Linked DNA regions of Mus musculus: all the other regions are linked to region 1. A link is a loop called in an ENCODE intact Hi-C map of the cell type or tissue named here. Cell type or tissue: heart. All regions are shown on one strand.

Region 1 (4,000 bases):
AGCCAGCGTGAAGAGCATAGTTCTTTCATGATTTCTCCCTCAGCTCTGGCATGGCTTCCTGCCCCATCTCTCTCCCGTGAGACTAACCTGTGAGCTGGGATACTTCCTTTCCTGCCCCGTCTCTCTCCCGTGAGACTAACCTGTAATGGCTTCCTGCCCCGTCTCTCTCCTGTGAGACTAACCTGTGAGCTGGGATACTTCCTTTCCTGCCCCAAGTTGCTCTGGATCAGAGTGTTGCTTTACAGCCCAGGAAGTAAACTAAGACAGGTGGATATAGCACTTATGCTGTGTAGTTTTGTATCAACATGGCACAAACTAAGGTCATTTGAGAGGAGGGAGCATTGCTTGTGAAAATGCTTCCCTCCACAAGATCTTAATTGGTGATTGATGAGGGAGGGCCCAGCCCAGTGTGGGTTGTGCCATTCCTAACTGTGATAGTCCTGGGTTCTACAAGAAAGCAGGCTGAGCAAACCATGGGGAACAAGCCAGTAAGCAGCACCCCTCCATGGCCCCTGCACCAGCTCCTGCCTCCAGATTCCTGCCCTGTTTTGAGTTCCTGTCCTGACTCCCTTCCATGATGAACAGTACAAGCTGAATCAACCCCTTCCTCTGAAACTTGCTTTTGGACATGGTGTTTCATTGCAGCAATACTGACCACAAGTAAGACAGCAGTAGTGCATCCGAGCTATGCAAATTACCTGACTGCAGTGGTTTAAGACAGCAACATTGATCATCTAACAATGCTGGACAGGTCATGGGTCTCGCTGGCCTGCGTTCCTGGAAGGGGTAGAGGAGAAGACATTTCTCTGTCCCCAGTTTTTGAAGCTGCCTGGCTTCTTTACCTCATGGACCCTTCCCTCCAGCTCCCAAGCTAGCGGTGATCTGGCTTCCTTTGTCACAGCCCTTCTGATGACAGCTGGAAGAGGCTCTTCACCTGTAAAGATCCCCGTGTTTAGACTGCTGGCGAGTGGATAACTCTGGAATGTGCACCCCCCCCCCACCCCACCTTGCCTACCCTAGGCTTTGACTGTTGTTGTAAGGATAAGCCTGATTAGAAAGAAAAAGATAAAGGCGTCGTGTGTGTTTAGTATGAATGAGACTTTGGAAGTGGAGAGGGTGGGAAGGGATGGGGAGGGGGTTGTGATTTTACCAGAGTAAAGAGTTAGTTCAACAATAACATTAAACTTGGAATAGTCAACTTCATAGAGTCAGGGATAAATGAAACTTGCCGGGGGCTGGACTGGGCTGGGCGTGCTTGTTAAATTTATGTATAATTTAATTTGCAAGATGAGCTATTGATGATCACATAACCAAAATGAGGTTATGACGTAAACTTTATGCAACGTATACTTCACCATAATCTCCCACATACAGGGGAGCACACCTGGCTGTATTGTATGTCTGCCAAGTTGGAAAGCGCTGGCCAGGTCAGGGAGTATGGAAGAACGCTCTGCTCTCTTCCACATGACTAATTCTTACAGCAACTGACTGGCGGTCTTGAGCGGTTGCCTCTGAAGAAGAGCTTCCAGATGGGCAGGGCCAGAATATTTACCCATCCTTGGCTCGGGTAGCTTTGGGTCTTTGTGTGTGAGAGAGAGACTTTCAGTGTAAGACAAAAGGAGAGAGACCCAGCCAGCTTGGACACAGCAGAGCCTAGGACATTGAGAGGATGCAGTTCACCGAGGTCCAGAACCTGGACCCGGGGGTGCGCCTGAGACCGCGTCCAGCAGGGGGCGCTGCGGACCCGTCCCGCCCGGGCCGCCCGGGCCGCCCACCCCGCGGGCGCGCCTCTCCGCAGTCCAGTGCCGCCCGGGCCCGGGACCCGCTCCTTCCGAGAGCGCAGACCTCTCGGCGGGCATCGAGAGGACGCGGGGCGCTGGCGGCCGTCCCTGGCCTTGCTCCGGCTCTCGCTGTAGCCCATCGCCGCGTCCCGGGCTTAGACTCGGAGCGTACGGCTCCCGCCCCGGGCAGCGGCGTGTCCCGGGAGCCCCGATCGCGGGGCAGGGCGCAGGGCGGCGGCCGGCTGGGGATGGGCGGCCCGGCTGCGGCGCGGACCGGCGCCGGAGGGCTCCGCGCGCTGCTGCTGGCGCTGGTGGCCGCGGGGGTCCCGGCCGGCGCCTACAACCTGGACGCGCAGCGCCCGGTACGCTTCCAGGGCCCCTCAGGCTCCTTCTTCGGCTACGCGGTGCTGGAGCACTTCCACGACAACACGCGCTGGTAAGTGTCTCCCGCGGATCCTCGACCCTGGCGTGGGCACCCCGTGGTCCCCCAAGTTGGCCGCCGCCTTTCCGGCCTCTTCCACTCCACCTCCCGCGGGGCCGATTTAAATGTCCGGGCGGCCACGCTGACATCCTGGCCTGCTCTCCGAGGCCCGGGGCGTCCCTGGGGTCCCTGTCCTCCCTGGGCAGTCAGACGCAGCTTCGCTCTCGCCAAAGCAAAGTTACTTGGCTGTCTGCCTTCCAGGGGCCACCGCGGGCTGGCCATCTGCCCCAGATCCCCGGGGGGCCCCTAGGAGGCCAGGCTGCTCTTGGGGACCACTTCATGTAACTCTAGGGCAGCAGCATGCAGGAAGCAGAGAAACAAGGGGTGTGGTGGGAGTGGGTCCTGGTGGCTTAGGAATCTCCAGAAGAGGTACCCAGGGGCCCCACAAAGTTCTGAGAGGATCTGGGATGCAGAGAGGACCCCCAAGGAGCAGACTGTGTGGCTGGTGGGCAGCCTGGAGCTCTCCCACGTGTCTAGAGACAAGATTTAGGAAGCTGAAGTTTTTAATCAAGGGGTACAGTTTTGAACCAGCGAGATGGGTGGGCCTGCAGAAAAGAATAAGTCTCTCCCTCATTAAGCATCAATAGTGAAGTTAACTGACCCCACAGCAGGAGCGCTTAGAGAAGGCGGATAGACCACTTCCTTGGAATGAACGAGCCACACCATGCACCACGCCCACCTATTCAAGGCAGCTAGAGTTCAGTAGCTCCCCAGCCTCATTTTAGATGATGTTACTGTGGACCCAGGAGATGGCTGGTTCACGTTGAGGGTGCTATCCCGTGAGCGAGCATCTTTAGAAGCAGCAGGCCGGGAGATGGAGACTGGCAGTGTGTGTGCTTGGACATGTAACTTACTGGGAGTCTCTGCTCGGAATTGGACAGGGGCCGAGGCAATCGGGGGCTTGTGGATGCGGGTCTTTCAGAACCCTGGAGAAAGAGAACTTTGTGACTGGCTTTATTAACACTTTCGTGTATTTAGGAGAGCGGCCTCCAAGAGAACCAGCTTTCAAAGTCCTTGTGTGTAGCTCTCCTCTGCATCCCTTCCTGACATTGATTCTAGTCACAGTTACCAGCCAAGGCTGCTTCCTGCAGTTGCCAAACCCTTCCTTTTCAGACAGCAGGGCAGAACACTTTCCTATGTTCCAAAGGCTCCAGGTCTGCCATGGGCTCTGGGCTTGGTACAGATAGATTATGGCTGAATAGAAAGAGTTTGTAGAGCTGGGTGTGGTGGCGCACGCCTTTAATCCCAACACTTGGGAGGCAGAGGCAGGTGGATTTCTGAGTTCGAAGCCAGCCTGGTCTACAGAGTGAGTTCCAGGACAGCCAGGCTACACAGAGAAACCCTGTCTCAAAAAACCAAAAAAAAAAAAAAAAAAAAAAAAAAAAAAGAGTTTGTAGAATACACCCAGAACCCCACACAGTGTGATCCCGGCACAAAGCACATGGGAGGAACTTTCAGAAATTGAATGGCTGTTCTGGGTGGGGGGCTACTAATGAAAGGGCAGGCAGCTGTGGGAGCCAGTGGGAACTGCTGGCTATGGCTGGCCTCTGTGCCCTGCAACAATCTGGTTCCAGGGACAGGAGCCAGGCTTCTGTCACCTGGGTTTGGATGAACCCCAGGTCACAGCCTCTCTGTCTGTTGTTAACTATATAGGAGCAGAGACGAGGTGCTCAGCTTGCTTTGTTATGCACGAGGTTGTGAACAGATTTTGCAGTGACAAAGGGTTTGACCTGATGCT
Region 2 (4,000 bases), 160 kb after region 1:
GGCCAGAATTCTCCTCCTCCTCTTCCTCTTCTTCCTCCTCCTCTTCTTCCTCCTCCTCCTCCTCCTCCTCCTCCTCCTCCTCCTCTCACTGGAGTAGGAACAGGAAGAGATGAATGCTGACTCTGGATTTGTCTTCTCTTTGTGATGAAGTCTAGAGCCCCCGCCTGTGGGATGGTGCCACTCACATTCAGGGTGAATCTTCCCTCCCTCTTATCCCTTAGAGATAAACCTCTCTCAGGCTACTCTCATAGACATGGCGGAGGTATGTTTCTAGGTAATTCTAAATCCACCCAAGTTGACAAGTAAAATTAGCTGTCACAGAGTGTGTGCATGTATGCGTGTGCATGTGTGTGCACACATATGTGTGCTTGTACTCGCGTATGTGTGTGATTTAGTTTTGATGTATTGGTAGTTCTACAGCTATTCCCACAATCAATCTTGGAATACTTTCATTATCCCAGAACGAATTCTGTGTTGTTCAGTCACCCCTCATCCAGTTTCTGCATCTACTCCCTGAACCCCAAGCTTCAATCAACTAGCGCTGGTAAAGGAAGTTTTACAAACTTTCTTTACATCAGAGATGCTTTACAAACTAGCACGAGCTGCCTGCCGCTTACTGTTTGTGTGTGATGCAGCGTGAGCACACTATCATGCTAGGCATACTGGATAACTATAGATGTCACCCCTCTCACTGTGTCCTGTGTGCCTCTGGGGCTCCTCCCTGAGCTTTCCATTCATTCTTGTTGACTTGCCGGGGTCACAGGTCCTCTCTCCTGCTGTGTCTGCTTTACCGCTGGCCAAGAGCTGGTATCCCAGCAGCCTAACTCCTGCCCTTGATTGATCTCTCATTCTCAAGCTCTTCTGCTTCTGCTGTGGGGATTTCCAGCTACCTAGAGGGTGAGTGAAGCCTTGGGTTCACACTCCTCTCTTTGCTCCTCTCTCTCTTTGGGCCCCTGGGTCCTCATCCTGGCTGCCTCTGAGCATCCCAAATTCCTGGCAGAAGCTCAGCTCGCAGATCCTCGTTCCACATGGCTACAAGTCTGGATACATGTGAAGGTGAAAGAGCCAGTAAATGGCGTGGTACTCTGTGTGTTCTCTTCCTCTCTGGGGGCTCCAGGCTATGAAGTGCTGACCCTTTCATGGTTCCCTCATAATTTTAAACCAGTGTTGGGGGTAAATAGAGACTCTCTCTCTCTCTCTCTCTCTCTCTCTCTCTCACTCTATCTCATGCACACACACACACCAGCATATGTCTATGTGTGTCTAACTTTTCCAGTTGTCAGTGGGAGGAAATACTAAATAGTATTTACTATTCCTAGACGTGGAAAAACCTTTTGTGTCCTTTTAAACCAACCTCCCAGTTTACGAGAATTTTAAAATAGCCTGCAACATTTTAGCTGCTGTTCTGATAGCATCCCGTGGAGGAGGATGTCTTCTGAGAGAGCAGTTAATAGGCAACTTGGCCACTGTGTGATCGCCACAAGCATTCTCATGCCCACTAGGCTGGCTGTGACGTCACCAGGAGCTGCCCAGTCTCTGTGGGTTGAGGAAAGTGTCATTATGCAACCCAGCTGGTTTGTAAGTAGAAGCACGGGATGCCATTCCCGGCTTGTGGGGATGTCTGTGAGGCCAACACAGGCAGAAGTGGAGAGGGTTGGCCCCAGAGAACACGTGAGAGAGGATTCAGGATAGAAGGGGGGGCGGGGGCAGAAAAATCACATTTACAAAAGAAAAAAGAACATTGAGGTTTCAAAAACAAAACAACAACAAAAACCCACTTAGTGGACTTTCCCCCAAAGCGATACTCTAACTTAATGATAGCTGCTCATTTGCTGAATTCACTTCTGTGTATTCTGCAAATTTAAAGTGAGGCCAGCCCTTCCTGTTTTTATTTAATTTGCCACTGTGAGCCAAGGAAAGGAAAAACTGTCAGTTACTTTTTTTTTTTTTTTTTCTTTTTCCAGAGGGGAAAAGCAGCTATGGGGTAGATTTCCAAGTCACATGGCTAGCCAGCTGGTGCCACAGTGATCAAGCCCAGCCTGCTTAGGGCCCTTCAGTGAGAAGTGGGACTAAGTCACCCTCAACTCCTCCCAAACGGTAACGCGTGTCTTCTTTAGGCCCGGAGAGGTGTTCCTGCCTCTGGCCCATGGTTGGGTCCTGGCTCCAGCCCACCCATGCTGAACTTTTCATTTATTTTTCAATTCTTATTTTAAATTTTAATTTAATTTTTTCCCTTTTCACTTTACATCCCACTCACTGCCCCCCTCCCCGTCACCCCTTCCCACAATCCTTCCCCCTCTACCCTCCCCTCCTCCTCTGAGCAGGTGGGAGCCTCTCTGGGTATCCCCCCACCCTGGCACTTCAAGGCTAGGTGCTTCGTCTCCTACTGAGGCCAGACAAGGCAGCCCAGCTACAAGAACATATCCTGCTCAAGAACAGCTGCTGGGATAGCCCCCATTCCAGTTGTTCATTCTCTGAGAGGCTTCACCCAGCAGCTGACTCAGACAGATGCAGTCACCCATAGCCACACAGTGGATGAAGCTTGGGGACTCTTATGGAAGAATAGGAGGAAGGATTGCAGGCACTGAAGGGGATAGGAACTCCACAGGAAGACCAGCAGAATAAACTAACCTGGACCCTCGGGCTCTCAAAGTCTGAACCAACAACCAAAGAACATATACAGGCCGGACCTAGGCCTCCCACACATAAGTAGCAGACGTGTAGCTTGGTCTTCTTGTGGGTCCCGAACAACTGAAACGGGGGCTATCCCAAAAGAGATCTTTTGTTTAAACCTTCCCAGCCTCTTTCCAACCCTTCTGCCACCAATACCGTTGTGCTACAGCTAGCAAAGCTTTCCAGACACAGCCTGAAGGATCATGTGAACCCTGTGCTCCCTAGCGCTTAGCGTGGGGTTCACTCAGCCTTAATCAGGGACACCAGGGATCTGATTGTTGCATGAGCCACCCTGCCCCTGCCCATGAGCCTGACTTTTCTGTCTTTGGATCTATATGGTCACTAGCACCTCTAAGCTTCCTGTGCACTGCTGTACCAGCTGTACCAGCTGAGCCTTCACCCGTTGTCTGGCACAAGTCCTTCTGTCTTACAGCTCAACCCACGAGAACCTCTCCTGGGAAGCCTTCCAGGCCTTTAAGAATAAGACGTGATCGTCCTTTGTGTCCTCAAAGTCACCTCTACCCTAGTGCATGGAGTAGGACATTGTCGTGGCTTGGCTTTTCCCTCCGGAACTGTTCGTTCCCTCCGGGTCTTTCATGTCTGTCTCCTGCCCGGCACAATGCCTGGCATAAAGTAAGCACCCAATAAATTTCAAATGGACCATGTGTTACATTCCCTATTAAATACCCCAGCTGCGGCCGGCTCTGCCACCAGCCTGGGTGTCCTCCCTAAGTGTGCCTTCAGTTTTCAAAGTAGTCCTGATGCCCTCGGCAGGAAAAGGTTGCCTCTGGCCTCTCCGCGGAGGAGGATTAATATATAGTCAACCCAAGAGGTTTCTGTTTGTAGCCTTGAGAGATGGTGCACGCCGGTGATCCCAGCACTCTGGGGCGGCAGCAAAATGATCAGGACTCATCTTTGATTGCATAAAAACTTTGAGCCAGTCTGGGGTAGATGCGACCTTGCCTCAAAGGAGAAGAAAAAGGAAAAAAAAATCAGCTTGTAGTGGCAACTTTTTAAGTAGTAAAAGTTAAGCCACTGTGGTGAATGCCAGAGAGCCACAGATTTCTACTCTGGCCAGTCCCTCCACTTAATGTGGTGTGGAACAGAAGGAAGCAGGACTTCCAAAAAATGATGGGGAAACCCCCAAACAGCCTGCTATTTTCCCTCTGCAGCTTGGAGCAGCCCAGTCTGTGGAAAGGAGAGGCTAGGCTTCTGCAGGGCCTGTTTCTAATCCCTGCACCCTCCTCTGCCTCTGCCCACCTCTCAGTGTGGTTTGAATTTCCCAACTGCTCCCAGCTACTGCAACAGGAAGCAGGAAGCTGCTTTT
Region 3 (4,000 bases), 77 kb after region 1:
CACTCAAAGCTCTGGGAACCCTGTCCAGCCTCGGCTTCTATCTTTATAACCAGGATCGTCACTCAGTTAGTTCTTAATGGCAGGGACCAGGAACCTCCTGTCACTAGCGCAGCAGAGGTGAGAGACATGCACTTGGGCCCAGGACTTGCTAAAGCCTACTGAGCACCATCTCTACCCGTGTATCATCTTCAGTATCTCGGCCTGTGTGAGTCAGAGGAAGCAGAATTTTACTTTGGAGTGGGAGCCAACGGTTTTGTTAATAACTCGATGGCAGAATGTTCTAAAATAAACTGCTATGGTCTTCCAGCTGGAAAGGATCCAGAGCCCATGTAGCCCTCCACTACAGATGCTTTGAATTTAGCTCTGCCTTCTCCATGTCTCCCCAGAGGGACACGCTCTCCTCTTAAATGACATACCCCACAGGAAAGAACCAGCTGATCGCTAGACCGTTCTAAACTTTGAATTGCCCATGTGCCAGCAAGAATAACCTTGAAGTCGGGTATGACGTGGAGGGCAGGTGGTGTGAGTTCAAGCCCTACCTCTGTCCTTCTAGGTGGAGCCTCTTGGGCAAGCCCTTTGACCTCTCTGTTCCAGGGTTTTCCTCTGCCAAAGACAATAACAGGAGTATTTCCCACAAGCTGTGGGTTGATAACATGTAACTGTTAGACACAGCCTGGTATAGAGAAAAGCTGGTCTTGGGTGGGTATGGTTGGTTTGACTTTCTGACATTCTGCTTTCTGGTTTTGTGTCATCTACACAGAAGCCCTGCAGTTTCGAAGAGAACAGTGCATTCCCCAGATGCCAAAGTCAAACCTCCCTGGTTCCTTAAATTATCACCCTCATGACTCGGTTTCCACTCTTTCCTCCCTATTCTCTGGCATGGCCTTCCTCTTGGGCATGGTGGCTCTCCTCTTAGGCATGGTGGCTTTCCTCTTGGTCATGGTGGCTTTCCTCTTAGGCATGGTGGCTTTCCTCTTAGGCATGGTGGCTTTCCTCTTAGGCAAGGCCACAGTGAAGAGCTGTGAAGTGAAGAGCTGGGGGAGCCTCAGTGGCACCCTGTGAGGCGTGTATTCCCCTCACAATGACCTGACAGCTCCTTGTGGTTCTCAGGGTCCCTCTTAGAGGAAACATGTCCCCTGGATTCTTAGGAAGCAGTCTTGATACCCAGAGCACTTATTTGTTTTTGTGGTTTGTTTCTGTTGTTGTTTGTTTTTGTTTTACAAGGCACTGTTTCTCTGTGTAGCTCTGGCTGTCCTGGAACTCACTCTGTAGACCAGGCTGACCTTGAACTCACAGAGTCCACAGCCTCTGATTTCCAAGTGCAGGGATTAAAGGCATTGTTTGTCTCTTAGGCTTTATCATTTTTTAAAATTGAAAATAAATTCTTTTTCCTACAATATATCCTGATCACTGTTTCTGCTCCCTCATCTCCTTCCAGAGCCTCCCCACCTCCCCATCCATCCAACCCCAGGCCTTCTTTCTCTTCCTTTCCTTAGAAAACAGAGAAATCAAAACAAAACAAAAGAAAAAGAAAACATACCCAGTGTTTAGGAGAAAGAGAAAAACCACAAGAAGCACACACAAATCCGTAAAACCCACAGAATCGGGAACCATAACAGATAAGCAAAAGATTAAAAAGAACAAAAAGCTCAAAGTGTTATGAGAGAAAAAAAAATCTCTGAAAAGCCTGTTGAGTTGATTTTGCGTTGTCATCTACTGCGGGCACGTGGCCTGCCCCTACGGGTTTATATACTCTCGGAGACTCCATTGGAGAAAACTGAGTTTTCCTATGCAAGGAGTGGGATAGCTTCTGAGTTAGGGTGGGAGATGAAGCTCGCTTCCCCGCTCAGTGCTGGGACCTCATCTTTATTCCCCTGTGAGCTCTGAATCCAACGAAGTTTCTGTTCATCTCTCTGCCCCATGAGTACAGATGTTAAGTGAGTTGCCCTCACTGTGGATGGGAGACCTCAGACTCCAGCATGGAGCAGAAGGTGGAGTCTGGTGAGGTGGAATGCCAGGAAGACTGCACATGGGTGAGGGAGTGAGGACCCCACCCCTGGACAACAATGAGCCCAAGTGAGCTTCAGAGGAGGATGGGGGTGCCGCCATCGCAGGAGTCCATGCCCTCCTCCCCCGCTCTCCCCACTTATATACACTGCTCTGTTAGCATGAAACTGTGTGTGTATTTGATGCTAGAGACTGGACAGAGAACAGGGTGGCAGGCAGTCCTGGTTCTGGATCTTTGATCCTAGCCAGTGAGCCATAAACAAGTAGATGATGATGCAGGTAACCATGACGAGTGCCTCCCTCGCACCAGGTACTACATGAGCGTTTTATGTACAGTCCTGTGCCTAGCCAGCCATAGGCATGCACTCAGAGGGATGCTTCAGTAGGTGATTTCATCATGGCTGAGTTTCACAGTATGTACTTACAGTAAGCTAACGCAGCTATGTGGTGCCATCTATGGGACTGCCATCATGCGTGCAATCTGTCTTCACCGCTGTGCAGTGCACGACTATATTCATTGTGTGTTCTCTTTCTTTCTTGGATTGTAATTTGTATACAGCAAAACGTAGCAGTTTGGGCATACGGTTCAATGAGCTCTGACTGGTGTGGATACCCAAGCAAATTACACCACCATCAAGACAAAGTACATTTCTGCCACCTTGCACCTTTCCGTATGCTGTTAAAAGTTAATTCTTATTGTTATTGTGTTGGAGAGGCTCACATTAGGACAGCGTTGTGGAATGGGTTCTGTCCTTCTAGCTTTATGTGGGTTCTGAGAAGCAAACTCATGACAAGTGCTTTATCTACCGGTCTTCCTATGTTCTAATAGCATCTTTCTCCCAATAGGCATCTACCATTGTGGTTTCTGTCACCACAGGTCACTTTCACCTATTCCAGAATTCCACATAAGTGAGGTTACACCGTATGCATTCTAATTTCTGAGCTCTTTCACTCAACTTGATGTTTCTGAGATCTTGTACTCACAGCATGAACTGACCTCTAGCCCTCTAACCAGCTCCATGGTGTGTGTACTGCTAATAACCTGCTTTATGGGTGGAGAACTAGGGGCTTTGCGGTGGTGAGCTTGGTTGTCAGCTTGACACACCTGGGAAGAAAGAGAACCAGTGGAAGAATTGCTTCCATCTGGTTGGCCTGTGAGAAGTTTTCCTGATTGCTAATTGATATGGGAGGGCCTGGTCCACTGTGGGCGGTGTCATCCCTAAGGCAGGTGGGTCTGTCTGGTCTGAACGTGAAAGCTAGCTGGGCAAGCCAGGGGGAGAAGCTGATGAACAGTGAGCCTTGATGGTTTCTACTTCAAGCTCCTGCTTTAGCTCTCCTTGACATTGGGCCATAAATTGGAAGCTGAAATAAACCCCTTTCTCCTCCTGTTGCTTTTGGTCATGGTGTTTATCGCAGCAACAGGAAAGCAAATTAAGACAAGCTTTGTAGAAAATTCCAGATTCTGATAAGGGCCGGTAGGAAAACACAACAGGGCCACATGGTCAGAGGCAACGGTGGTGTCACATTCAGCCGAAAGGACCAGGTGGGCATGTCCTGGCAGAGGTGATACCCAAGGTCAGTGATTGTATTGGCTGATGCAGCTTTTGGGTATTGTGTGGCAGGGGCACACAGCTGTGGTTGAGGGAAGGAGACTGGGTGAGAGTGAGAGTGGCTATTCCTGAAGGTGGGTTGCAGATCCACAGATGGTTCAGGGACAGTGCTTCGGGGAAGTTAGATTTGGAGTTTCTTCTGATTTGGGGTGAGCCAAGCAAAGAGGAATGTGTGTGTGTGCATGCCTGCAGAGAGCTTCTGGGCTCGCTGCAGTTGCAGGCGCTGAGGGATGCACTTGGGATTTGGGGAAGCTTTGAGCTGTGGCTCAGAGAGAATCTGACTGAGCGTCTTCATCTGTGTGGACGCAGATGAGCTTCTTGGACAGAGGAAGGCCCGGGGCTGGTTTTATAACTAACCTTTCCCTGCCCCTTCCCTGCCAGGA
Region 4 (4,000 bases), 300 kb after region 1:
TTTTTTAAATAGCTGTGGCACGTGACTATCATTCCAATACTTAAGAAGTAGAAGAAGAAGAATCAGGAACTCAAGGTCAGCATGAGGTACAGTGAAAATTCATCTCAGAGAGAGGGGTGGGGGAAGAGAGAGAGAGAGAGAGAGAGAGAGAGAGAGAGAGAGAGAGAGAGAGAATACACACACACATTGCTTATACAAACAAGTAACGGATGTGGGCCCTGGGAGATGTAAGCTTCTGCCATACTTTATAGAGTTACTTAATTATTTAAATTATGTGCTTTGTAGTTTTCATATGAGTGAAGGCATCATTTGTAACAGATGCTGTCTGTGCTTGAAGAGATTATAAAATGTAAGGATTTATCTAGGGCAGTCTGCAGTGTGTCGGGGAAACTTTATGGAGACATCGAATGGACTCGGGACACACAGGATGACAGTAGATTGCCCCATCAGAGAACCTGAGGCAGAGGTTTATACGCAAATGCTTTATCGGGAGTACAGCCACAGGCGTGCAAAGGCAAGAGTGTGAAGGATGGGAAGCAAACAAAGGCGGGGCCACACACAGGAGGTCACAGCTGAGCTGCCCGCTTGCCCACCCTGGGGAATGTCTGCACCAGCCAGCCTAGGCAAGCAAGGGCATGCCATTAACTATTAGCCCATCTCTTGGACACCCCACCCCACCTCTGCAATGGTCAAATGTGCCTTGCTGTAACCACCCTGTGGGGCACACGGATTGTGCCACCTGAGAAACTGGCTTGGAACTCTGCTGAGGTGGAAAGTGTTCAGACCCTTAAAATTTCAAAACCTGAGATTTAAATCTCATCCCAAGAGCAGCAGGAGGGGGACTAACCCCCTCTCTATTTCCATGCCTGCCTCAGAAGTTTGTCACCTGGGGACCCCAACCAGGTGGTCACAGGTGGTCAGCCACCTGGAATTCTTCCTCATGAAAATAGAGCATTGCCAGCACCTTAGCCTCCACCCCCAAAATCCCGTCCCGTTCCCAAGGTTCAAATAGTCCCTGTCCACATGGAATAAATAACACAAGCTATTTCACCAATGATCGTCTGAAACTGGGTGTTTTTACAGAGGTGTAACACTTCTAGGAGGACTACATACTCCAAGCACTCAGGGTTGGACCGCTGGACCTGCCTGCCTGGCCATACTCCCCTCCCTCTTAGAGGCTCACATCAGAGCAGGGCCGACCATGCTGTTGCCAGTGTAGCCACCACGGCGGGACTCAGGACCCAGGACCTGAGCCGGCCAGGCCACCAGAACCTCTGTGCTCCTTTCCTAAGAGCTGTGAGGGACATAATTCTGGCATTCCAGCTAGCCTGGAGTTCTGTGGACGCTATTCTCCAGAAGGAGAAGCAGACCACGGACCCCACCGGTTCAGGAGCCAGAGAGAGGCAGAACCCGGAACCACCTCACCCCACACTTCTCAACGACTGCCTGGGAGTCAGCTCCTACACACTGTTTTATGCTACACACTGTTTTATGAAGCTTAGTCCAAGCGTGGTAGGAGCAGCCGATAGCAGGCAAGACCCTCCACGGTGTCTCTGAGGGACACGATAGAACCAACAGAGACGAGCTGGCTACACTAGGAGCCAAGGCCCGAGTTTGCACCTGGGGAGTCCACCCTGAGAGGTCATCTGATGCACGCTCCTTAACTACTGGAGTTCCAAACTCACAATCCTATGGTGGCCGCAGAGCCATCTAGCCACAGGCCCCCCCATCCAGCGTTCAAGGCCAGTACAGAACTGTTGACAGTCGTAGGGAGTTTCTCACCACTGAGAGGGCTAAGAGCTTCCTGAGTAACGTTCCAATACCTCGGTAAATTGCAACAATGCTGGAAAATAGAGTCTGGTTTGTACTGACAGATTAGTCAAATTCTCCCAAATACTAACTAGCCTCTCTGTCTCACTTCAAAGGCCTGAATCCCTAAAGGGGGCCCCAGCCCTGAGTTGGTCAATCAAGAAAGCCGTCTCCCAGCTGCCCTCTGGCGGTCAGAATGCGTCACTGCAGTTCTTCTTTGATGTGTGTGGGTGTTTCCAGGAACTCAACTGAACTTAACTTTCCAAAAACCAGTCAGTGAAATAGTGCCAGGGGAACAGCGGTAATCAAGAAATTAAGTTAAGCAATTAGGGAGAGCAACGAGAAATCAAAGGTTTTGTTTTCGTTTTTGTTTTTTTAAATAAAATACTCCAACCATAAGCTTACAAAATCTAATTTCAAATAAGACATTTGTTTCTAGCTGCAGAAGTCTGAAGAAATAGTGAAAAGCCCCAAGGTGAAGTGGGGCTGTCCTCTGCTCTGATTCCTGGCTGTTCCCCAACTCCAAAGTTAAAGACACCGCACTGAGAGGGTCCCTGAAGTGGAAGATTTGCTACGATTTCATCACAACTACAAAAAATGTTAACCTTAAAGATCCCACATAATCCCAACAGAGGCGCTCTTTGATTCTGAAATATAGATGGACGTCATGCCGTGTTTAATATAGATTACATGTGTTCAAAGATGTTTAGGTGGTACCCAGAGCCTATCCACTTAGAATGTTTTCCATGTATGTGTGTTTGTGTGTTTGGGAGTGTGTATGTGTGCACATTTGTGTGTGTGCATGTGGAGGTCAGAGGTCAACTTCGATTGTCATTCTTCACTGTCTACCTTGTTTTAATTGGGACAGGGTCTCTCCCTGGCCTGAAGCTTACAGATAAGTCTGGCTGCCCAGCCAGGAAGCTCCAGTTCCCCAGTGCTGGGATTACATGTGTGGTCTGTGTGTGTGTGTGTGTGTGTGTGTGTGTGTGTGTGTGTGGTGTGTGCGTGTGCGTGTGCGTGTGCGTGTGTGTGTGTGTGGTGTGTGTGTGTGCATGTGTGCATGTGTGTGTGTGTGTGCATGTGTGTGTGTGGGTGTGGGTGGGTGTGGTGTGTGTGTGCGTGTGTGCATGTGTGTGTGTGTGTGTGTGTGTGTGTGTGGTGTGTGTGCACACATCTGTGGATTCATGCACATCTGGTCCCCTGGATAGTTATGAACCACCTAACCTGGGTGTTGGGAACCCAGTACTTTGAGAGACTCCAGTCCTCTGGAAGAGTTATATGCATGCTTACCCAGTGAGCCATTTCTCCAGCCCAGACACCGGATTTTGTCTACTAAAAATGTTGGTGTTTATCAGCTGTCTGCAAGGGTGAGTGTGTCCTCACATCTGAGTTCTTGTTAAAGAATCCAATGACACCAAACAAACTACTACCATCCCAGGAAGGAAGGGAGAGAAGGAGGGAAAGAAAGGAGAGGGAAGGAGGGCAGGAGAGAGAGAGAGAGAGAGAGAGAGAGAGAGGGAGGGAGGGAGGGAGAGAGAGAGAGAGAGAGAGAGAGTCTTATAAATTAGAAAGAATGAGACGGAAATCTCTGAGATTTGCCGCCACGGCGTCAGCTCATCAGTTCTAATTATTCTCTGGGTCGCTGATTTAAAATACCTTCTATGTCAAATCCAAATCCATCTATCTACCTCATTAGATCCCAGCACTCTATTTAATGAATTTTCTGTCTCCAAACTCATTTTATGTATACGGGTCGTGTGCCAGATGCTGGATGCTTGCAGAATGCAAGATCTATGATGCTCTCTGAAGATACAACTTTGTGTCTCCACAGTTTAGAAGATCTAGCTTTCTGTCTACAGGGACTTGACAAATTTACTTCTTTGCTAAATCCCACTGAAAATTTCCTGGCTAGAGTAGTTCATGTTATCAGGAAGCACGCGGAGGGCCATCTCCCGTGACGTGGGCATCACCGTTCGGTCATGTGCTCTCTCTCCACAGGGAGCAGTGGTTTATTAGCTGTCAATTTGTAAAGTGCTCTCTGAGATTATCTGATGTGAGATAAGAAGAGTGTGAACATAATTCATTGTCTTCTCTGTCAAAGTAGAATTAGCAAGCACTCTATATTTTATTCTATGGAGAGATGGAAATGCCAGTGAGTCTTCACCAGTGTCCTGGCTGGGTAGCTGTGGTC
Region 5 (4,000 bases), 130 kb after region 1:
GGATGTGCCCTCCAGGGCTGAGCTTGTGTCCCTTGCCATGAGCTCGGGGAGCTTCCCTAGAGGACTGAAGTACAAGTCCCAGCTCCAGGAAGGAGCTCCAAGGCTCGTGTCTCTGTTTTTCTCTCTGAAAGACAAGTGCAGTTTATGTTGGGTACTTGAGATTCACTCCAAGGGGCAGCTCTGGATGAATCAGGACCCGATGGGCAGTTTCTGAGGGCTGTGTACTTAGTGACACACATTAAAGTACCCATCCACGTGCCCATGGTCCATCCATCTTTCTGCTTGCCTGTCCACATTCTCATCCATGAATCCTCCACCACTAACTCCTGCAAAGCGTCCAGCACTGTTGGCATGCTGAAGTTTCCATGATGAAACCTGGCAGTGACAATGACCATTTACCTACGGTGCGTCAGTGTGACTCCAGTCTTCAAAGCAGCCTTGTGGGGTGGAGACTTGTGACCTGCAGCTCACAAAGAGACAATGAGAGAACAGAGGCTCATGTACCTTACCTGAGGTCACCTAGGAAGAGTGGAGTAAGCCTAGGAGTCTCTGTGACATAAGGACCAAATCTCTCTTCTTTAGGCGGTATAGCGTGTCCATTCTGGAGTGCATCAGAGCTGGCTTTGGTCTTATTTGTAAGTCCTTCCCCCAACTTCTTTGGGGGGTTTCCTGCTCTTAGCCAAATAGAGAGAGGGATCCCTTCCTAAGACTTTGCTTTGCCTCTCACAACCTCACCTATACTTGAAGTTCAATGTAGAGACCTCTGTGTCTTGAACCAGAGTATAAAGGAAGTTCCACTCAGCAAAGCCTCAAGGTTTAAAAGTTACAAACCAAGGTGGTATTAAACACTCTCTGCCCTGCCCTCCTCATGATCTAGAAGGCCAAAATCAAACTTGGAATTCTCAGGCTCCTGAGAGTTCAGTGCACAAACAAAGCACTTTTGGGCACCTGGCTCCTGGCTCACCCCTCCTTCACAGTGTGATCTGCCTCCATGTCACACTACAGAGGCCTCCCGAGCATGGGCATAGGTGGTCCAGGCACGATGGTCAGGCTTGTATATGGATGTTGGTTCAAGAGGCATCCACTGGTGCCTGGACGCTATTGGTGCTTTTCTTCATTTTTTGAGGAGGCCATCTTTTTATGAACCTTGCTTTTTGTCTAGCCAGGCTGCATGAGCCAGGGCCTGTCCTCAGGTCACCCCAGTCCCCTGTTCTCCTGACTTGCTGAGTGACGATAGAGAACAGGAAGATGGGAGGAAGATGTTTCAGGGCTGGGTGGAGGACTAGGGTGGAGTCCAGCTGGGTGTGTGTATGAGAGAGAGAGAGAGAGAGAGAGAGAGAGAGAGAGAGAGAGAGAGAGAGAGAGCAGCCAACAGGAAGGAGTGCTGGGTTCTCTTTTGCTAACTGGTTCCCAGTATTTCAGGGTTCATTCTGAAAATGCATTGTTACTATGTGTGCTTGCAGTCAAGCTGGACCATTGAGCTGTGGCCACCCCGGCTCAATTCTGCTTAGAACTATGATGTGACCAGCAGCCAGGATCCATTCCAACAGATACCCACCCTGTTCTTTGGCATTAGTCTGGGGCTGGAAAGCTCTCCTGGGTCTGTTTCCAAGTACAGCTGTCCTCCTTACAGGTCTATGGGTGGGCCCTAGAAGGCCACTGGTAGAGAGGCAATGTGGTATGGGACAGTGCTGGTCTGGAGGAACCCTCCTGCCCTGGCCCCAGAGTCCTGGCCTTTGGGGATACACAGAGGATGTGAGCACTTCAAAGTGACAGAGTTGTGATTGAGGACAGATTCATTCTCCTCTCAGCTCGTCTTTCCTCTCCCACCTCTGTGCGTTATGCCTGTGCTAAAATGAAAGCCATTGTTTATTTAAAAGGACCGTTTGCCTAATGCGCCTGGAATTTATTTTCTGGAGCGTTTTCTATGGTGATCATCAGTCCAGACCTTGGCTGTGGCTGGGCGATTATGTAACCTGGGATGGAATGAGTTCTGCCGGCGTGCGCAGCCTCCAGTGTACAGGACTCCTAGCTGTGCCTGAGAGGGAAGCTGGTGCACTTGTGGCTGTATACACAACCTGCTTCTGTGTCCTGCTGGGTTTGGGAGGGTGGGGAGGTGGGGGCCTGGGGGGATTGTGGGATGGGGAGGTGGGAAGGTGGGAAGGTGGGACTAGCCCATAGAGAGAGTCTGCGAGCAGCTAGTGTTAAGTCAGGAGGATGATTTCTTCATGGGGGCCTGCCTTGGATTTGCTGTAGAACTGCCCCCCATTCTCCTCAGTTATTGTCACTAGGGCTTAGATATCCCCTTGTATAAACCCCAGGCCCTTTTACCCCCATCTGCACGTTAGCAAAATTCCTGAGTATAATGATTTGAGCCCTGGCAGGATCCAGAAAATGTTCCTGGCCCTTTCCTCTCTGCTGGCCTCTGTCCTGTGTCTCCATGTGCCTGTATCAACGGCAATATTGACCTCAAGAGCCACTCTTTGCCAGGCTCCAACCCTGAAGTCCCTTGATTTCTACTCTGGAACCTTGCCTGGGTCCAAGGCGAGTTGCTTTGTCCTGGATGAACAATGGGAGGCTCTACGTTGATCTTGCCTTAGACCCTAAAGGGACGAATAAGCATAGATGGGTTTGGAACTCTGACCTTAGTCATGGATGGATACCAGTGAGCTCCCTTTGTGGTTCCTAACTTAGACCCGCAGTGTTGGGAAATGGTACATTTATTGTGTTTTGTATCTCTCCTCTCTTTATGTAACAAAGATGTATCTCTTCCCTATTGTTCCTCGGCTTCCCATGCTAGTTAACTCCCACTAGCAACAAGGCAGCTTTGGATTTACCCATTTAACACAAGAGTGGCCGTTAGAACAAGCTGAGGTGTTGTTGTCAGTCAAGCCAGGCTCTTCCTCACTGGAGATAGCGTATTCCACATAGGGATTTGGAGACTCCATATCCTTCCATTGCCAGCTCTCCCATTCCCTTGGGGGCTTCAAGTCTTTGGCTTCTTGGGAACAGAGGAAAGGCATCCTTCTCTAGAGACAAGTCATATGCCTTCCACTCACTATCTGTCAAGGAAAATTTACTCACAGCTGGCCTCAAAAGAACCTGGAAAATTTGGCTGAGGCTGAACAGCCAACTCATTCATATAGTGCCGTGGGACTGGGATCGGAGATGAAGGACAGATCTCCTTGTGAGATGGCAGGGGAGCAGGATTAGCCAGAACTTGGTGATAGAGCATGTGGGGAACAATGAAGGGAAATAGGTAGCCTGAAACCCCTAAGGTCTCTAGTTGGCAGATGAGTGGATAACGCTGTCTCTGGGGGATGGAGCTGACAGGAAGGCAAAGGATGTGAAGCAGGAATGTTCAGGCTGGTCACTGGCCCACCATAGTCTGGTGCTATAGAACTGTGTCATGAATACAAGAACCCATAGGAAAAGGTGTCTAATGACCCTATGTCCCTTGTGCTAATCTCAGAGAGGGGTGGTTCAGGAAGATGCTGATGCTGTACTCACAGCCTTAGCACCTGATGGGATCTGCCCATCGGTTTCCAAGTACAAAGCTCAACATAAGAAGAATCAAGGGGAAATAGATACCCAGTGGCCCAGGCGGAAGCAGGGAGTCTGACATCCTGACCTGTTATCTCGGTGGGGAGGATGTGTTCTGTCCTTGCACTGTGACATTCCCTTTGCTTGCTTTGGACTCAGATTTGTTACTCTGGGCATGTGATGCCAAGAAGGACTGAAAGCTGGCATGATGCAGAAATCCCCAGAAATAGGAGCCAGTAAAGGCCAAGTCTGGGGCTGTAACCACGGGCCACTTGGCCAGTGAGCTAATGGGTCAGTCAGTCCAGGTTGCTGTTACCACCCATGGGTTCATGGTTGCCAATGATGCCAGTGAGGTCACAGCCCTGGGGCTGCCTGAGGTCTGGGCTAACAGCTGGCCACCAGAGCAGGGACTTACAAACACTTTGTGGGTAGGGGTTAACATGGGAGTATAAAAGTC
Region 6 (4,000 bases), 260 kb after region 1:
ATGTCTTGAACCCAGGAGTTCAAGGCCATACCTGGAAACATAGTCAATAATTTCATAAAATGAAATGCCCTTTGACCATTTTTGTCCTCTAGAGAATGGAAGCAGGGAGCGTCTATGCTCAGCTGCTGTGTCAGATGCTTATAGATCTAAGACCGCTGGTTCTAACAGCTCTCTCTCTCTCTCTCTCTCTCTCTCTCTCTCTCTCTCTCTCTCTCTCTCTCTCTCCAGGTGAGCCAAGAGAAGGGTAACTGCTCTCTACAAAGAAACCCGACCCCCTGCATCATCCCTCAAGAACAAGAGAACATCTTCCACACCATATTTGCTTTCTTCTCCAAGTCTGGAAGAAAAGTGTTGGTAAGAAGTCACTTGGTGACGGGAGCCATGATGGTGGGCCTCACAGGGAAGGCATGTCGGAGATGAGAGGCCAGTCTTCTACTTGGCGCTTCTTATTTCTCAAATCCAGTTTTCACTGGTTAACTCAAAAAGCCTTGAGGACTATAATCAATCCCTATTTTTCAGCCCAGGGTTTCCCTCACAAATCTATATTCCAAACGCCATTGCATGACTAACAGAAATCCTAAACAACCTGCTGTCAGGAAGCAAACGATTTCTTCTCCTAGAAGGAATCTACAGTGCAATGGGGAAACCTCCTAGCGGTTTCTATTAAAATTAAACATGTATGTATTACACAACCCAGAAAAATGTACCATTTCTGGGTCTATCCCCAAGAAGTGAATGCACGTATTGTTGAAAGACACAGGAATATTTGAAACAATTTTAGAGTAGCCAAAAACAGAACAATTCAGATAGCTATCAACAGTACAACGAATAGACGAGCATATCCATACACATGAATATTATAGAACTACAAAAAATAAATGTAACTAATAGTATTCCATACACTATGCAGCATAAGTAAGTCTCACAGAAATTACACTAAATGAAAGACGAATAAAGAACATTCTGGAATGTGTGTAAGGAGTTCAGAAGTAGTAAAGATGGCAAAAAGATAGCATGGTCAGGTTGGTTCTCCAGTGAAAACATGAAAGACATACATGAAACATACATAATACCTATGTAAAATATATCAATATAATACTTAGAATTTGTTCTTTTTACTGTGTGTGTCCTACCTCATCAGAGCTTTTTCAGGGTCCCTTTTCCTGCATCCTGATTACTTTCACTGAGGGCTTTACTTCCACCTAAGCACACCCCACACTCACTTGAACACCTCTCCCGCCCCTTGGAGAGCTCAGCTGCCTGCTATTGGAGACTTAGATTTTTTTTTCACTTGCATACTGTTTTGCTTTGCTTTGTTTGTTTGTTTGTTTGTTTGTTTGTTTGTTTGCTTGCTATGACATTATACCCTGGCAAAAGCAACTTAGGAGAGAAAGAGTTGACTTTAGCCCACAATTCCTAGGGCTCAATTCATCACTGTGCAGAAGTCAGGAGATACCCAGTCACCTTGCATCCACAGTGAAAAAACAGAGAGGGTAAAATTAAGTCATTTCTGCTGTGCTCAGCTCACTTTCTCTATTCTCACACAGTTCTGGACCCCCTGCCTAGGGAATGGCGCCACCCACAGTGAGCAGGTCTTCCCACATCAATCAGTATAGTGGAGATAGCCCCTCACAGACCACCCTGATCCCTCATTGAGACTGTCTTCCTAGGATTCTAGATTATGTCAAGCTAACCAGTGGCCCACATAGCAAGGATAGCCTATCTTTGTAAAGGCCCTAGGGGACAGTTAGATATAGTGACATCGGCTGTGTCTTCCATACACGCTGAAATGTCAAGCTGAAAATGTCTCCTGCGATTGAAGCTTCATACAGGTACACACACACACACACACACATATACGCACACATCCATACTTTATATATAAGATACACTTCCAAACACAAAAGAAAAATTCCTCCTTGGTCATTGGAATAAACTTCCCCTTGGCGGCGTATGCGTCACCGAGTCATATAGCTTCTTTGTTCTTTAAGCACCCACCCCTGCCCCACCCACTAAACAGGAGCATGGTGTCTGCCTGCCAAGGCATGGACCCAGAATCCGCTGTAGTTGGAAAGTCTTCCTGTTTAAAAACTCACGAAAGTACACAGGGATATCTAAATGTTTCTTTTGGAGAAGAATTGATTCTCCTGGTGAAATTCAACTTTTTGGTAGGATTAACCGCATAACCACCTTATGTCTACTTGTGGACTCCCCCAAACACAGGAGACCAGAGCCCTAGTGTTCAACTAGGCCAGAAAACCTTCTACCGCCCTCTGCTGGTGACAGAGCAAAATTACATCTTCTTTAGTTTGGTGGGGCAGGGTATGTTAGTTATAGTTTGGTTTTTTTTGTTTTTGTTTTTAAAGCTACTCCATATACCAGTACAATTTATATATTAAATAACAGTAATTGAACTGGGTGATATAGTTTTAAACAGAAGAAATCATGGAAATAATTCAGGTTACACAATCCCTCCCTCCATACCATATTTGTTTAAAAATCACTTTTCTAAATCCATTGATGGGACAGGTGTGTTCAGTGACCGAACACACCTAATTCCTATTTTACTCTGTATTTTGGAGCTGGGATGGAATCCTGGGCCCCAGACAAGCTGGGCAGGAAGTCTGACATTAGCCACTCCACGGGCCCCATCTCTTCCTCCTGATTTTGCCTCAGTTAACATAACAGACACTCTGCACTATAGATGGCTTTGGATGGTCTCTGTCTCTTAATTCCATCTGGGAATTTTTCTCCTCAGGACTGTGAAAAGCCAGGGAGCTTCTGCCTAACGTTGCACTGCAACCTTAGTGCTCTTCCGAAAGAGGAGAGCCGCACCATCAACCTATACATGCTACTGAACACAGAGATACTGAAGAAGGTGAGTCCCCGGGCTGCGCTCTCAGCGGTTACCCAGAATCCCTTGGAATCCGTTCCCAGAACACACGGGCTGCCCCTTATCAAACTTTCCCAGCATGCACCACTGGCGATTCGTCCATCAGACGTTGCCAAGAAACAGTATCAGACCCTCAGTGTTCACCTTAATCCAAGGACTGGCGGTGTCACCGAGAGTATCCTAGCATCTTTACCGAGTTCTAGCATCTTCAGCTTCCCGGGTTCTCATCTGCCCCTCCGCGCTGTTGCTCTTTCCTTTTCCTTGGGCTAAGCTGTAGGGCGCCCTGTGGCGGCTGCGTGCCTTCAGGTCCAGGCAGAGGTAGACGGATCTCTCAGTTTGAGGACATCCTCTCGAAAAAGCAAATATCTCCTTGGGCTTATAAAACCTCAGATTCAGTGGGGGATGAAACCTGAGATGGTACTGACAAGCTTATAAATCCTGCTGATTTGGAGACCATGTTTTGTTCTGATTTTGATCAAAGGTCGCCCTTTTCTGTCATGGGCTAGCAAGAACAGTTTTAGGCTTTATGGGCCAGAATCATGCGTGGTCAGGCCTTTGACCTTGTGGCTTACTGTGGTCACCTGTGACAGACAGGCTTGAGAGGCTCATCAGCTTTCAAAAACAACACACAATAAACAAGTTTTAAACAGGTTGATTTTGTGTTAGGCTGCCCATGTTCATAGCTACATGCTACACTGTAGCTATGCTAACTTAATCGTTTGCAACAGTTTAACTCTGTCAGCAGCCACAGTGTGGACTATATCCAAATGCAGGGCATGTTCTTAATAAAACTTTATTTACACAAGCAGACAGAGGGCCAGATTTGACCCATGAAGCCTTAGTTTGCCTGATCACTTGTTCAAATGATCCCTCAAAGCAGTTGGGCCCGTGAACCTCAGAACACTTTGCTACTGTGAGTTTATCAAATATGGTTCCAAATCTCTCAGTCAGTCAGCAAACCAGTGGCCCTTAATAAAGGTTTGCTCTGATTTGTTTTAAGATAAGAGCTTGCTGGTTCAAGAGGCTGTGCGCCACAGGATGCTATAGAAATAGTTGGATATGAAGGTAAAAAGAATATGCATGTTAGCCTCAGAGTTCCTTTTTAGT
Region 7 (4,000 bases), 120 kb after region 1:
TCTTGCAGCCAAAGATTGTTCCATTAAGATCCAATCTGAAATTAAAATGTTTGAGGTTTTATCCAGTAATCTGTGAAGCTGCTGGGTTCCCACAGGGACAGGCTCCCCATTCCCTAAACTTCCTGGGTTGTCACCTCTGAGCCCCATAGTTGATTTCTTGAACCTTTAGTAAGTTCAGTTCTCTGAGTTCCCTGCTGTTCCCACCTGTGTGGGGAGTGTAACTGCAGACCCCCAGAGCTCAAGGTCACAGGCTCTGCAGCTGAGCTCTTGTGGATGAGAGGTGAGAACCTCTCAGTCCTCCTGGGTGGTACAGACTGACAGTCACATTGGGAGAGGGGGTCCACATTGGCAAGGAGCCTCATGGGGTCCGAGCCTAGGCTTCCAGAGGTGGACAACATCCTCAGAACTTTCTAGAAGACCTTGCTCTGGAATTACCTTCAAGCATCCTTTTGATCTGTGTATAGAGACATTTTTGGAGGTAGCTTTCCTGAACAGACCCTGAGTCAAGGCTAATAGGGAGTGGAGAACAACTATATACAGACAGATTTTGAAGTCTGGCCATTAAAGAGAAGACTGTTGATGGTAAGAAGACATAGCCCGTCGTAGACTGCTTATCACTCCCCGGTCCTGGCGTGCCGTGCTCCTTGGGTGTGCCTTCCATGTTTGTTGTAATGGATTCTGACTTTTCTTTACTTTTTATGTCTATGTGTGCCCGAGTGTGATTGTGTGTGCTGTGTGAGTGCAGATGCCTATGAAAGCTAGGAGAGAGCATGGGATACCCTAAAACTAGTTACAAGGAGTTGTGAGCCACGGTTTGTGGGTGCTGGAAACTGAACTCAAGTCCTGTGCAAGAGCAGTAAGCATCCTTATGCCTGGGCCATGTCTCCAGGCTCCTTTCTCTTCTTCTCCCATCTATGGTCAGTAAGGGTAGGTGGGATCTTTTGAAACAATGATGATAATGATGATGATGAGTGTTTAATGAATGTTTGTAGCTGGGCACTTTCTCACCCAAGCTGTTTCTCTTCCTCTTTATCCTGTGAAGTTTTAACCACCAGGAAACAGGCCCAGAGCAGTAACTTTGCCCAAGATTTGACTAGCAGAGAGAAGTGAGTGTCAGGACCCAAGTCCACGTTAACCTTAACTCAGGAAATTGTGGTCTACAATCATGTCCCCCTGGCACACTGTGTGTGTGTGTATGTGTGTGTGTGTGTGTGTGTGTGTGTGTGTGTGTGTGTGTGTTGAGAGGGGGAAGATGGTGGCAGAAGCGTGGGCCGTTGGATAACCTCACGCCTATGCATTGCTTACCTAAAGCCAGGCAGTTTTCAAAGTGTGCTGAGCGCGGTGGGACCACGCACTAAAGCCCCCGAGGACTTACTTTTATGATGATAGTTCATTTCATAATTGAGTTTTGAGGGGGCTAATTTTAGACACACACACACCCCTCTCTCATGAAGCAAAGCCTGGGGCTTAAGTACAAAGCCTCTTAGGACCTGCATTCCTTAGAAGTGACGGAAAAGTCAGACATACCCTAGCGCAGTTCACCGTCCAACCCCAGGTCCTGCAGAGCATCAGGTAGCTGCAGTTGTGCCGCTGCGGCATGCCTGTCCTGGTGGTGCTCGGTAGTCTCCAGCAACACAAGCTCCATGTTTGTCCCCAAACTGCTTTTCCTTGGGGAAGACACAGGTGGTCTTGGCACTTGCCATGGTATGTCCTGAACTCTTGGTAGACAGCTAAGCAGACAGGGCTGGAGGCCGATGGGGAAGGGAAGGCCTTGGCTTGGCCATCGCACATTTAATGGCCCATTTCATGCAGATGCTCTGTAAATTAGTTTCTTCACACTCATGAGTTAAAGCCAGGCTTGTTACAAAGCAACACCTAAATATTAGTTCTTCGTTTTCTCATGAGACTTTGTATTTACGCCACTGTGAGGCAGGCCAGGTGGCTTTCTACCTGGGGTCATTTTCCACCCTCAGAAGTCCTGTTGGGAAGGAGCAAGCAGGAGTTGAGTTAGGAGGAAAGCTATGCGCAATGTTCAGGACTAGGACTCTGTGAAAGCCAACTATGGAAGCTCCAGCCACCAGAAGTGATATAATGTATACAGTCACAGGGATACAACCTGATACCCAGTGCTGGCAGGTGCTTGTGGTCAGCCCCATACAGGGTGACACCTGTACCCTGTCTCAGGGGGCAGTGCAGGAGCTAAGCTCTGTCTCTCTGACGTGTTATGGTCCAGCAGCTAGTAAAAAAGCGCATAGGTATAAGGCAACTTATCCCCTGGGGTATCTCTGTGACACTGCCCCCCCCATGGGTGAGGGGAGCACCCCACCACCGTGACACTGCCCCATGGGTGAGGGGGACATTTCACCACTGTGACACTGCCCCATGGGTGAGGGAGGCATCCCTGAGCTGCTCATTACATGTGACTGAATGCCTAACACTACGGCTTTGCTTTAAGGGAGTTTGGCTGGACATGGAGTGACTGCTATTATAAAACCTACATGATGCTTTTGGCCTCAGTTAACCAAGAGATGCTGTTCCGGACCCTGTGGTAACAGCTCTAAGAGCAGTAGGCCTCTTGAGCTCTTCAGAGGCGAAGGGTGCACTTAGATTCCCTGGAGACTCATCAGAAGTGACCACACGAAGCTCCAGGCCTAGTCAGTGACTTCTCTAGTCTTTGATCAACAGTGTTTGACCATGAAGTGACCCCACAGGCTCATGCATTAGATACATGGTCTCCGGCTGGTGCTTTGAGGGGCATGTGGAATGTTTAGGACACTGGCTCAGCCAGTAGAAGTGGGTCACTGGTTCCTGACCTACATAGAAGAAAACGAGTGGAACCGTGCGTTCCCAGCATCGTAGCTACCATGCCTTATCCAACCACTGGGACTGATCCCCGACCCCCAGAGAACCATGAGTCACAATACCTGCCCCCACTTAAGTTGCTTCTGCCAGGTAGGCCAGAAAAACTAGTGACAGGCACAAGTCCAGTCTCAGTAGTAGCTTTCCCAGAATAATCTTAGTTCATTCTGTTTTTAATTAAGTTGTGGCTCAAGAGGAACAATTAACAAAGACTCCTATTGTCTCTCTGTGAAGCTCAGTGAGGTTTTTTGTATGGACCATGCAAAGTCTGAGCAGGCTTTTAGAGATAGTCTTATTTAGCCAGTTATCTTCCCTTATAGCATAAATTGCGTTCTCAGCGATGCTCATGTTGGTCATTATTCCCAAAGGGCTTCACTATTATGGAATGCCATCATCTTTACATTGTACTAGGGCCGTGAGGGATCTGAGACTCTTTCCCTCTGGGCCATGGCTTACTCTATAAAAATAATATACTTTTAAATAATTCTGGATATTTGATCTCAAGGCCAAATATGGTTTCTAATGAGAAAAAAAAAGGTATTTTGTAAGCTTGGGATTTTTAGTTCTAGGAAGAATTGGGGGTGTGTGTGTTTGGGGGTGGGGTTGCATAGTACAGAGATGAAGGAGCATTCTGTTGGTGGAGGCACACTGACTCCTGTTTCTCCTTCAGCTTTCAAAAAACCGAGTTTCCTGTGTGGGTGGTGGGGGTGAGCTTGATTTCGGGATGTTTGAATGTACTGCTTAGTGTTGCTAAATTTTCACAGCTTCATAGGAAACTTGAGTGAGCTCATTTCATAAGGAATGGCATATGTCACGGGCCAAAGTAGGGAAAGGCCAGGGAAGCCGTCATCTTTAAAGGGACCTGCCTCTTCAGAGAGAGGCTGCGTTTGGGTGGGAAAGTCAGGATTGGTGTATTTTGGGGTGAATTTTTAAAGTTAGGTGGCAGCAGTCCTGGGTCGTGTTTCTTCCTGATCCTCATCTTTGGGGCCCCACAGCATGACTGCCACACAGTGGTCCTTCCACGTCAGCCTTGGGCACATCATGTGAGAGAGACCAATTCCCTTGGGTTCCTGGCCTACAGCGTGTGTGTGTGTGTGTGTGTGTGTGTGTGTAGGGCCTGCTTAGCATCATGCAAGAATCA

Evidence for each region. Peaks named below come from ENCODE experiments on the same cell type or tissue, not always from the same donor. Only the 100,000 strongest peaks of a DNase experiment are listed, where the experiment ranks them.
Region 2: a loop joins it to region 1, with 2.8 times the contacts of the local background. A loop is called at or near these places in 2 of 42 quality-filtered maps.
Region 3: a loop joins it to region 1, with 2.8 times the contacts of the local background. A loop is called at or near these places in 17 of 42 quality-filtered maps.
Region 4: it touches region 1 in a loop (6-fold over the local background); 20 of 42 quality-filtered maps call a loop at or near these places.
Region 5: a loop joins it to region 1, with 3 times the contacts of the local background. A loop is called at or near these places in 5 of 42 quality-filtered maps.
Region 6: a loop joins it to region 1, with 7 times the contacts of the local background. A loop is called at or near these places in 28 of 42 quality-filtered maps.
Region 7: a loop joins it to region 1, with 2.6 times the contacts of the local background. A loop is called at or near these places in 5 of 42 quality-filtered maps.

The regions. Positions count from the first base shown.
Region 1 is chr9:118,604,899-118,608,898 of GRCm38, forward strand. Itga9 (integrin alpha 9) reads left to right here and starts at 1,811. Exons shown (of 28, transcript NM_133721.2): 1 at 1,811-2,217. The coding sequence starts at 2,030. In heart, a CTCF peak has its summit at 1,710 (motif pointing right); DNase peaks (open chromatin) are centred at 1,753, 2,363, 3,313 and 3,853; H3K4me3 peaks cover 2,397 bases; H3K27ac peaks cover 1,617 bases; H3K27me3 peaks cover 1,022 bases.
Region 2 is chr9:118,761,389-118,765,388 of GRCm38, forward strand. All of the region lies in intron 15 of Itga9 (integrin alpha 9), which reads left to right. Among named protein-coding and RNA genes, the nearest start is that of Gm39454, 88 kb to the right of the region's middle. In heart, no CTCF peak of the experiment used is centred here; DNase peaks (open chromatin) are centred at 913, 1,583, 2,033 and 3,873; H3K27ac peaks cover 2,310 bases.
Region 3 is chr9:118,682,109-118,686,108 of GRCm38, forward strand. The region is part of intron 13 of Itga9 (integrin alpha 9); the gene reads left to right. Among named protein-coding and RNA genes, the nearest start is that of Itga9, 77 kb to the left of the region's middle. In heart, a CTCF peak has its summit at 2,462; no DNase peak of the experiment used is centred here.
Region 4 is chr9:118,906,435-118,910,434 of GRCm38, forward strand. No RefSeq gene overlaps it. Among named protein-coding and RNA genes, the nearest start is that of Gm51696, 12 kb to the right of the region's middle. In heart, no CTCF peak of the experiment used is centred here; a DNase peak (open chromatin) is centred at 1,997; H3K27me3 peaks cover 493 bases.
Region 5 is chr9:118,736,082-118,740,081 of GRCm38, forward strand. All of the region lies in intron 15 of Itga9 (integrin alpha 9), which reads left to right. Among named protein-coding and RNA genes, the nearest start is that of Gm39454, 110 kb to the right of the region's middle. In heart, no CTCF peak of the experiment used is centred here; DNase peaks (open chromatin) are centred at 1,660, 1,980, 2,390, 3,820 and 2 weaker places; H3K27ac peaks cover 1,441 bases.
Region 6 is chr9:118,869,063-118,873,062 of GRCm38, forward strand. It overlaps Itga9 (integrin alpha 9), which reads left to right. Exons shown (of 28, transcript NM_133721.2): 24 at 229-354; 25 at 2,759-2,878. Among named protein-coding and RNA genes, the nearest start is that of Gm51695, 16 kb to the right of the region's middle. In heart, CTCF peaks have their summits at 2,273 (motif pointing left) and 2,473; no DNase peak of the experiment used is centred here; H3K27me3 peaks cover 235 bases.
Region 7 is chr9:118,725,618-118,729,617 of GRCm38, forward strand. All of the region lies in intron 15 of Itga9 (integrin alpha 9), which reads left to right. Among named protein-coding and RNA genes, the nearest start is that of Itga9, 120 kb to the left of the region's middle. In heart, no CTCF peak of the experiment used is centred here; no DNase peak of the experiment used is centred here; H3K27ac peaks cover 1,027 bases.